2 separate regions of the Homo sapiens genome follow, and region 2 is linked to region 1. The links are chromatin contacts, found by Hi-C or POLR2A ChIA-PET in ENCODE. All regions are on one chromosome and are shown on one strand. Each heading gives the region's core, a stretch centred on a gene start or an enhancer-like site at or near the end of the contact. The rest is flanking DNA. Distances are from core to core; before and after follow the strand shown. Region 1 has its middle 60 kb from the start of CAPZA2. Region 2 overlaps MET (MET proto-oncogene, receptor tyrosine kinase).

What was found. A loop is a pair of places that touch in the nucleus more often than their neighbours do. ChIA-PET counts read pairs that join two places held with the same protein, here RNA polymerase II (POLR2A).
Region 2: a map of gastrocnemius medialis shows a loop between it and region 1 (3-fold over the local background). The contact joins two enhancer-like sites. A Hi-C loop is called at or near these places in 2 of 168 maps with a recorded cell type or tissue (Caco-2 and gastrocnemius medialis). POLR2A ChIA-PET finds 5 or more read pairs at or near these places in 3 of 52 experiments (PC-9, Panc1 and T-cell).

Annotation. Positions count from the first base shown.
Region 1 is chr7:116,800,151-116,804,887 of GRCh38, reverse strand. No RefSeq gene overlaps it. Among named protein-coding and RNA genes, the nearest start is that of CAPZA2, 60 kb to the left of the region's middle. Within about 2 kb of position 1,972, at least 11 of the 41 ENCODE cell types and tissues checked have a DNase peak (open chromatin) inside an H3K27ac peak, as active enhancers do; they include Panc1 and gastrocnemius medialis, where a contact is called at or near this core.
Region 2 is chr7:116,714,159-116,718,895 of GRCh38, reverse strand. The region is part of intron 2 of MET (MET proto-oncogene, receptor tyrosine kinase); the gene reads right to left. Among named protein-coding and RNA genes, the nearest start is that of COMETT, 28 kb to the right of the region's middle. Within about 2 kb of position 2,160, at least 7 of the 41 ENCODE cell types and tissues checked have a DNase peak (open chromatin) inside an H3K27ac peak, as active enhancers do; they include Panc1 and gastrocnemius medialis, where a contact is called at or near this core.

The DNA.
Region 1 (4,737 bases), core at 723-3,222:
TTTTATTAAGAGAAAATCATTTTAATCTCCTCTCCATTTAAATAAAAGTTGAGCAAAACAAAGGTAAAGGATACTGGTTTGAAGCAATATCAAATTATAAGTCAGTGGGGGAGGGGGTAGTTCACAGAGCTTGGTCTAGCCCTGTTTATATGGCTCATACCCCAAAGGGGGATATTTCTGTTGAGAGTTCAAAGTCACAGAGGTAGAAGAACAATATTCTTGACTGGGGAAGGGTGTGCCGAGTCATAGTTCGGTCAATAAGACAAAGGTTATTGAAGGATGTACTAAAGTGTCTGGTTTAGTTCAGTTCCACTGATGCAGAGTGGAACATTTCTGAAAAAGTGCATTAATATTAGCTACCCATGGGGAGTGAGGATGGAGGGGGAGAGAAAGTGGTCGGAGGATATTTCCTGTTCACTTTATATCTTTTTGTCCAATTTAAAATTTTTTCCTCAAAAATATATTTTATAATAAAAATAAACAAAATGAAACAACAAAGGATCTGCACAGAGAACATCTAGGAATGGGCATAGGTTTTTAAGCAGGAAAGTGAAGTGATCAGATATATAATTTTGGTAGCTGTTTTGGGGTTATAAGGAAGAGGCAATACGGAAAGGTAGAATCAAGAAGTCAGCTGTTAGAATACTCTTGAAATAAGATGTTGAGTAATAAGTTCTAAGTGAAGTATAATTTTGAGGCACTATTCTAAAGCCCACATGGAAGATCCACTTCTTTTTTTTTGTTTTGTTTTTTTTGTTTTGAGACAAAGTCTCACTCTGTTGCCCGAGCTGGAGTGCAGCGGTGCAATCTCGGCTCACTGCAACCTCTGCCTCCGGGGTTCAAGCGATTCTCGTGCCTCAGCCTCCTGAGTAGCTAGGATTACAGACAGGCACCCGCCACCACGCCCAGCCAATGTTTGTATTTTTAGTAGGAGACAGGGTTTCACCATGTTGGCCAGGCTGGTCTCAAACTCCTGACCTCAGGTGATCCACCCACCTCGGCCTCCCAAAGTGCTGGGATTACAGGCGTGAACCACTGCGCCCGGCCGAGGATCCACATTTTCTTCAGATCAGAGTATTTAAAATAAAACGATTCTAGGCAAACAGAATGTTAGATCTTTGATATGCCTACACTAGAGGGAGTTGCATTTTTATTATCAGATTACTTCTCTGTCAATAAAACAATGCATAAGTAAACACATCCTTAAAGTACAAAAGTAAAAGTACATACAGATACATGAAAGAAAAAAATGATAAAGAATCTATAATTTGTGAACGACAAACGAACTTAAAAAATTGAGTAAGAACAGCAAATGATCAAATGATGCATTTTTTTTTTTTTTGCTTTAGCTTCTCCCCCTGCCCCACTTTGAATCAACCAGGCTCCATAATGGCAGCCCTGATTTTTTACTTTCTGTCAGTTTAAGCATTCGTTTACTAAAACAATAGCAGTTCAATAAGCAAGACTAATTCCTGAGAGCATTACCTTAGACCATTAGCTTTTAGTCAGTCATTAATTCCTGTGACATGTCCTGGGATTAGATCATTATTGTTATCATTATTATTTTTCTCAATTCAATTTGTTTTCAAAAATGCATCTATGTTGTTTTAACGCTAGATATTTCCTTTCTGAAATATGATTTTTAGTGACTTTGGGACAGTGATTTGCTGCTTCATCCAGGTGTTTCCATAGGCCCTTTCTCACAGCTTAACAAAAAATTAGAAGAAGTTTTACAGCAGTATCACACTAGGATATTTGAGTGTCTCTGTAATTTTTCTTTACTGAGACTTCTAAAATCATTTCTGAGGACCACGTGACTGACTTTAGACATGTGGCCTCTTGGGGGCAGGATTTCACAAAGCCTTTGTATTCAGCGTTTCTTGTTTACAAGAATTGTTGCCACTGATGAATATGGTGGTTGTTTAGTCACAGTTCTGCAGAAGGAAAGCCCCAGTTTGTCTATAATGGAAAGAGCAGATGTCACAGGAACAAAGTGGCCAACGTCAAAGTAAGGGCTTTGATTGGCAAAGAGCAGGCTGTCTATTACCACATCTCCACACTTAGGCTTAGAGACATAGAGAAGAAAACTCGTAAAAACAGCGGTGAAAATTATAAACCACCAAGAAAGGTAAAGGAAATATGGTGCTTAAAAATTCCAGGCTGCCCAATAAAAGTAGGAACTGACATTACAGATCCCCTGGACCATAAATGAAGAACACAAATGGTTTGCAGAACCAGCGAAAAACAGTTCTGACATGTTTGGATGCCAAAGATTTTTAAAGTTGATCTCTTTTGGCCTGGTAAGATTTTATGCATTTTTGTCGTTCCAGCCAAGAGGTCTAAGGATTAGTGGATGTTTCTGCCAGCCTGGGACTCATGCGGTGAAAAGAATGTACTCATGTGACAGTGAAAAATTGAATGCACAAAGACAAAGGGCTTCTTTTCAAGAAAGGAATAAGAATTAATTCTCATTGTAATTTGGGCCCAGTGCTTCAAAAATAACGTTAAATTAGTAGTTAATTTAAATCAGAGATGTCTGTTTATGCATTCTAAATATGGCCATTTTCATCTCAGAATTGCTTCTCTAAGAGTACCTCGTTTTCCACCGGGTGTGGTGGCTCACACCTGTAATCCCAGCACTTTGGAAGGCTGAGGTGGCAATCATTTGAGGCCAGGAACTGGAGATCAGCCTGGCCAACATGGCGAAATCCCATCTCTACTGAAAATACAAAAATTAGCTGGGTGTGGTGATGCATGCCTGTAATTCCAGCTACTTGGGAGGTTGAGGCAGGAGAATCACTTGAACCCAGGAGGTGGTGGTTGCAGTGAGCCGAGATTGAACCACTGCACTCCAGCCTGGGTGACAGAGAGAGACTCCATCTCAAAAAAAGAAAAAAAAAAGAGTAACTAGTTTTCAGAATGCTTAACCAGGTAGGGTTTAACTACGCAGGAGAATTGGACTTGAGCCGTATTCTAAACTGGTCTACATGAGGAGCTAACTCCTTATTAAAATAATGATAGTAATAATAAAGGAGTAGGAGCTATTTCAATATTTGGATGCTAATTTATATAGGCTAATAATTATAAATATATTCACTTATTTTAACCTACATGTTTTATTGATAAGAACAAAAACACATTCATCAGAATAGCTCGGGAACATCAATGGAAGATAAAAGGGAGAAGACAGAAGTGCTTTCTGTTTCAAATGTTTGTTAAATATTTGCCTTGAAGCCAACATAGTACTAGTTGGATGACAAGATAGTAAGTCCTATTAATGATGGGCTTTTCATTACAGTAGATATGCTTTTGCAATTTTCCTAGATTTCTGCCCTGGGGTCACATGGTAAGTTAATAGTAGTTATAAACCTCTCAGCATTGTGATCAATATCTTTGGCTGACGTAATCTAGTTCTCTGGAATAATTTACAACAAAGGACAGTTTGGGCAAGCATCCATTTTATTACCTTCAATTCACCAACTGAAATATTTCATTGGTTTATGACTGAAGTTCTTTCCAATTCTTTGATAGATAAGGAATTGAGATAGTCCTGAAAGAACCCCTCAAATATGAAAAAGAAAAACAGCAATAAGCATTTCTTCCTTTGGGGCATAACGTCTGCATACCTCTCTGTGTCTTGAAACTGTCTGAAGTGCTACAACAGTGAGTCATGTGTGCCTGTGTAACTTGCTATGTGTGTCTAGTCATGTATTCCTCATCTTCAAACACATAGCACATAACTAAAACAATACTGTACTTAGTTTACTTTTTCTTCAACCTGAATGATCATTAACCATCTATTAACATTTGAGCAAAAATGAGGAACAATAATAATTTCTAGACACCAATACTGAAGACTATGGCTCTTATTCTTGCACCTTCATGCAACATGCCTGTCATTTAGACAGAATGTTCTCTTCCATGTCTGTTGTGTATTCCAGGTCTAAAGGCTAAAACAGAAAAAAGGAATCTGTCACAGGAGAAGTAATTAAAGTGATAGTGGGGAGTGTAGAGAAAGAAGTGAGGGAGTTCTCTTGCCAGTGCCACTGTCTTGTCACCTTTCTCCTCTCTCACCCTCACTGTCATATGCAGGATGAGGCAGAATCACAGCTGTTTCTACTGTATATAAAGCAGGTGTGAGGTGAAGAATGGGGTAAGAAGTTGGCTGGGCATGGTGGCTCATGCCTGTAATCTCAGAACTTTGGGAGCCTGAGGCGGGCAGATCCCCTGAGGTCAGGAGTTCAAGACCAGCCTGGCCAACATGGTGAAACCCCGTTTCTACTAAAAATACAAAAATTAGCTGTTGTGGTGGTGGACACCTCTAATCCCAGCTACTCAGGAGGCTGAGGCAGGAGAATCGCTTGAACCCAGGAGGTGGAGGTTGCAGTGAGCAAAGATCATGCCACTGCACTCCAGCCTGGGCAACAGAGTGAGACTCTGTCTCAAAAACAAAACAAAACAAACAACAACAAAAACCAAAAAACAAACAAAAAACAAAAACAAAAAGAATGGGGTAAGAATTTGGATTTAAACATCTGTAATGCCCCTCCAAGCCTCATTTCCCTTTAGCCAACTAAGGCTACCTATACATGGGCTTTTATTGTCTAAGACTAAAGATAATAATGATATTATGATTATTGAACAACTATGGTGTGCCAGGTGCCTTTATACACTTTTTTTTAAAGTCCTCAAACAACTTTGTGGGGGTAACCATGATTAATGTATTTGACAGATGAG
Region 2 (4,737 bases), core at 911-3,410, 86 kb after region 1:
ACAATGATAGACTGGATTAAGAAAATGTGGCACATATACACCATGGAATACTATGCAGCCATAAAAAATGATGAGTTCACGTCCTTTGTAGGGACATGGATGAAATTGGAAATCATCATTCTCAGTAAACTATTGCAAGAACAAAAAACCAAACACCGCATATTCTCACTCATAGGTGGGAATTGAACAATGAGATCACATGAACACAGGAAGGGGAATATCACACTCTGGGGACTGTGGTGGGGTGGGGGGAGGGGGGAGGGATAGCATTGGGAGATATACCTAATGCTAGATGATGAGTTAGTGGGTGCAGCACACCAGCATGGCACATGTATACATATGTAACTAACCTGCACAATGTGCACATGTATCCTAAAACTTAAAGTATAAAAAAAAAAGGCTTATCCACTTCTAAAATAATCGTATGTCTCTGAGAAACAATGGTAAACAATGTGTTTTATTATTTATTTTATTTATTTTTTAAAATTTTTATTTATTTATTTATTTTGAGATGGAGTCTAGCTCTGTCGCCGAGGCTGGAGTGCAGTGGCGTGATCTCGGCTCACTACAACCTCCGCCTCCTGGGTTCAAGCAATTCCCTGCTTCAGCCTCCTGAATAGCTGAGACTACAGGTGCCCGCCACCATATCTGGCTAACTTTTTTGTATTTTTATTAGAGACTGGGTTTCACCATTTTGGCCAGGTTGGTCTTGAACCCCTGACCTTGTGATCCACCTGTCTCGGCTTCCCAAAGTGCTGGGATTACAGGTGTGAGCCACCGTGCCCTGCCTCCTGTTTTATTATTTTTTAAAAACTTGTTGCAAACTTGCTTCCTTAGCCCAAAGTCTTATATACTGTCATAGAGTTAAAGAATAGGAATTCCTCTACAATTTGTAAGCCTTGATGTGATACATCAATTAATCTAGTCTTCCTTTAGCTTTCTATGAGTACTTGCCAGATTCTTTTTACCTGACTTAGTCATATAGCTTTTTTTATAAAAAGAAAATTGAAGTGCTATATATCTCAATATATTTGATTCAAAATGTTTCCCCTAATTAACATTATGATGTATGCAGTGAATATGTAATTATATTTAATTCAGTGTAATTAAGAATGTGATATATTTAAAATAGTGATTCATTTAATTGATCTATAGGACAGATTTAGCTCATCTATAGATAATTTAAATCAGTCTTGCAAATAAAATTTTTAAAAATGTACTATCTTGTAAAATCTTTGCCAGTTCACTTGTATCACCTTTCTCTCCTCTTTGACCATGACTAAATTACCAGAAGCATTTGAATATATACTTTATTCATAATCATTCTTTGTAGAAATTCTAGCTAGATATGGTAATGGTTTTCTGGGAAATACATATTTTGAAATAGAAAGTACCTCTTTGTCTAGAGCTTTTCATACAGTTGACTGAAAACTTAATTGCTTTAATTTCAGGAATTCTTATTTCCCTAAATTTCACTCATGTGTTTTTTTTATTAAATAGAACTGGGAGAGAGGACAGTGTGGAACTGACTGCACGCAGGGAGGCACAGAGCTTTCAATTTCAGGGTCTGGCGCTGTTTCTTATAGACATATTTTAACTCTTTACTGTCTGTACTGAGATGTCTAAGATGTTGACATTGAATTCAGAATTGTCTGTAAAATACAGAAGAGTCAGCTCTCTGGCAAAGCAGATCCTTCTCTTTGGGGTCCTTAATGCACGGCCAGGCTGTTAGGGTGCTGTGGTCAAACCCTAAGAATCTGACCAAGTTGTTTTGTGCTATGAAGAGGACTCCATCTGATGTGCTCAGGGCACAGTTGAAAAGAAAGAGGCTTCCTCAACACATCTGTTTCCACTAACGCCTCTTGAGGAAGTAATCCTGCCCTATGGCTTCAATAGTCATGGCCTGGAAGTCCTAGCAAGGGAGCAAAGCTGGGGGGGGCAAAATTTAAGAGGCTTCAATTTCTTTCTGCCCTAGCCAGAGAGGGCATGCTCTGCGGTTGTGTGTGCAGCCAGACAGCCGGGAGCACAGCATAAGCAGGCATCCGGCCAGCCAGCCACGGGCTGAGCACTGGTGATTCACAAGGTGATGGAAGCTACTGTGGCTCTGCCCTCACAGCCTCGTGGTGATGACCTAACTCTACACACCCCGTTGCCATCTCTTCCGAGGACCAGCCCTGTCTCTGCAAATGCCTTCAAGCTATGTTTGAATACGCCATTGATGATGTTCAAAGCCATCACTTTTCTCTCCAAACTGATTTCCTCTTCCAGCTTCCTATTTCTCAATGCATCAATAGCTACCCTCTCCGTAAGTTTGAGATCTGAACCATCTTTGAGTCTTTCCTTTATTGTTCATATCTTCTTTCTTTCTTTCTTTCTTTCTTTCTTTCTTTCTTTCTTTCTTTCTTTCTTTCTTTCTTTCTTTCTTTCTCTTTCTTTCTTTTCTTTTTCTTTCTTTCCTTCTTTCTTTCCTTCCTTACTCTTTCTTTCTTTCATATTTCTCTTTCTTTCTCTCTTTTTCCCTCCTTCCTTCCCTCCCTCCCTCTCTCTCCGTTTCTTTTCTCTCTCTCTCTCTCTCTCTCTCTCTCTCTCTCTCTCTCTCTCTCTCTCTCTCCCTCTCTCCCTCCTTCCCTCTTGCTTGCTTGCTTGAAAGGCTCTGGCTCTGTCACCCAGGCGGCAGTGCAGTGGCACAATCTTGGCTCACTGCAACCTCTTCCCTTCTGGGCTCAAGAGATCCTCCCTCCTCAGCATCCAGAGTAGCTGGGACTACAGGCATGTGCCACAATACCTGGCTAATTTTTGTATTTCTTTGTAGAGATGGGATTTTGCCATGTTGCCCAGGCTGGTCTTGAATTCACAGGCTCTAGCAATCCTTCCACCTCGACCTCCCAAAGTGTTAGGATTACAGGCATGAGCCACCATGCCTGGCTGATTCTTATACTCTCTTCTATTGAATTAAAGGAAATTGCCTACATGGCCTCCTACAATCTGATTCCTTTGATTTTAGAATCTTCTTCCTTAAGCCGACTTCTACAACTTTTTAGTGTAATGCTCCCTAAATACCTTCTCAGCTTGTCCTGTGACAACCATGCTAACCTAGCAGAGAACTTGGGTCAGGGGTGGCCCTGCCCTTCCTGGCTGTGCAGCTTTAGGATTCCTAGATCTCTAAACCTCAGTTCTTCACTTGTAAAGTGGGAAAACACATATCTACATAACAGATTTGTTTTGAGGCTTAAATGAAATGAATCCAGTGCCAGAAACATATTAAATGGTCACTTCATTTAGAAGACCTACAGTAGGCCGAATAATGTCTTCCCAAAATTCATGTCCACCTGGAAAGTCAGATCGTGACCTTATTTGGAAATAGGCTCTTTGATATGTGATTAGTTAAGGATCTTGAGATGAAATCATCCTGGATTTAGTGAGTGCCCTGAATTCAATGACTGTTGTCCTTATAAGAAGAGGGGACACAGAGAGACATGGTGGACTGCCACATAAAGATGGAGGCAGAGAGGGGAGTAAAGCTGCCACAACCTAAGATGCCTGGGACACCAGAATTGCAAGAGGCAAGGAAGGAGTCCTCCCTAGAGCCTCCAGAGGGAGCATGGCCCTGGCTGATGCCTTGATTTCAGACATCTGGCCTCCAGAACCATGTGAGGATAAATTTCTGTTGTTTTCAGCCACCCAGTTTGTGGTAATTTGTTATGGGAGCTCTGGAAAATGAATATAATACCATACCATGTGACAGACTGTTCTAGGTGCTGAAGGATATGGCAGCAAATAAAAAAGACATAAATCCCTGCCTTGTGCAACTAAACAGTTATTATTATCACTATTGTTGGTCTAGTAAGCCCTCATAATGCCTATGAAGACAAAATCCAATTGTTTAGATCAATGAGCCTCAATTTCATCATCTGTAAAATGGAAACACTCACACCTATTGAAGAGAATTACTTAAGTTCATAAGTAAGGTCATCCATGGCTCTCCAAAATTTGTGGACCTGTTATCTGTCCACTATTATTTTACACTATTCTCTAATGCAGGGGTTGGCACATGTTTTTTGGGAAAGGGCTAGATAGAATATATGCTAGTCTTTGAGGGCCATAGGGTCCCTGTGGCCTGTGTGTGTGTGTGTGTGTGTGTGTGTGTGTGCGTGCATGTGAGTGTTTAACTGTATAAAAAGGGAAAAAAATATAAACAAAATAAGTTTTCACTTGTTGAGAATATAAAAACAGGCTATCGTTTGTCAATCCTGGCAAATGCTTCTACCTTGGGTCTAGCCTCTACATAGGGAGACAAAAGATTGACACGTACAATAGCTAACTGATGCAAAGTATAAGAACTCAGTTGATAGTTACATTCTGAAAACACTGTACTGGCAGTAAATCCTCTAAGACTAGGAAAAAAATAAGATCTGTGTGGGCTTAAACAGCTGGAGAAGGCTCATGGCAGAGGTCGAAGTTGAGCCAGTTCTTAATGGAAGCTGGATTAGTAAAGAGAAAAGAGAGATAAATACTTGGAGCAGAATATATTTTATGTATATGTGTATATGGGTTTATATACATATGTATACAAACGCATTTAAATATAAATGAAATAAATAAATCCTTTCTCTTGAGGTACCACCACAATTCAAAAGAATCAATTCTACAATGATATGGACCTTGGAATTCTAAGTGTTAAAACTTTTGCTTCTTTATCATCATTTCCTAAGGTGAATCAGATCTGAAACAGACTGT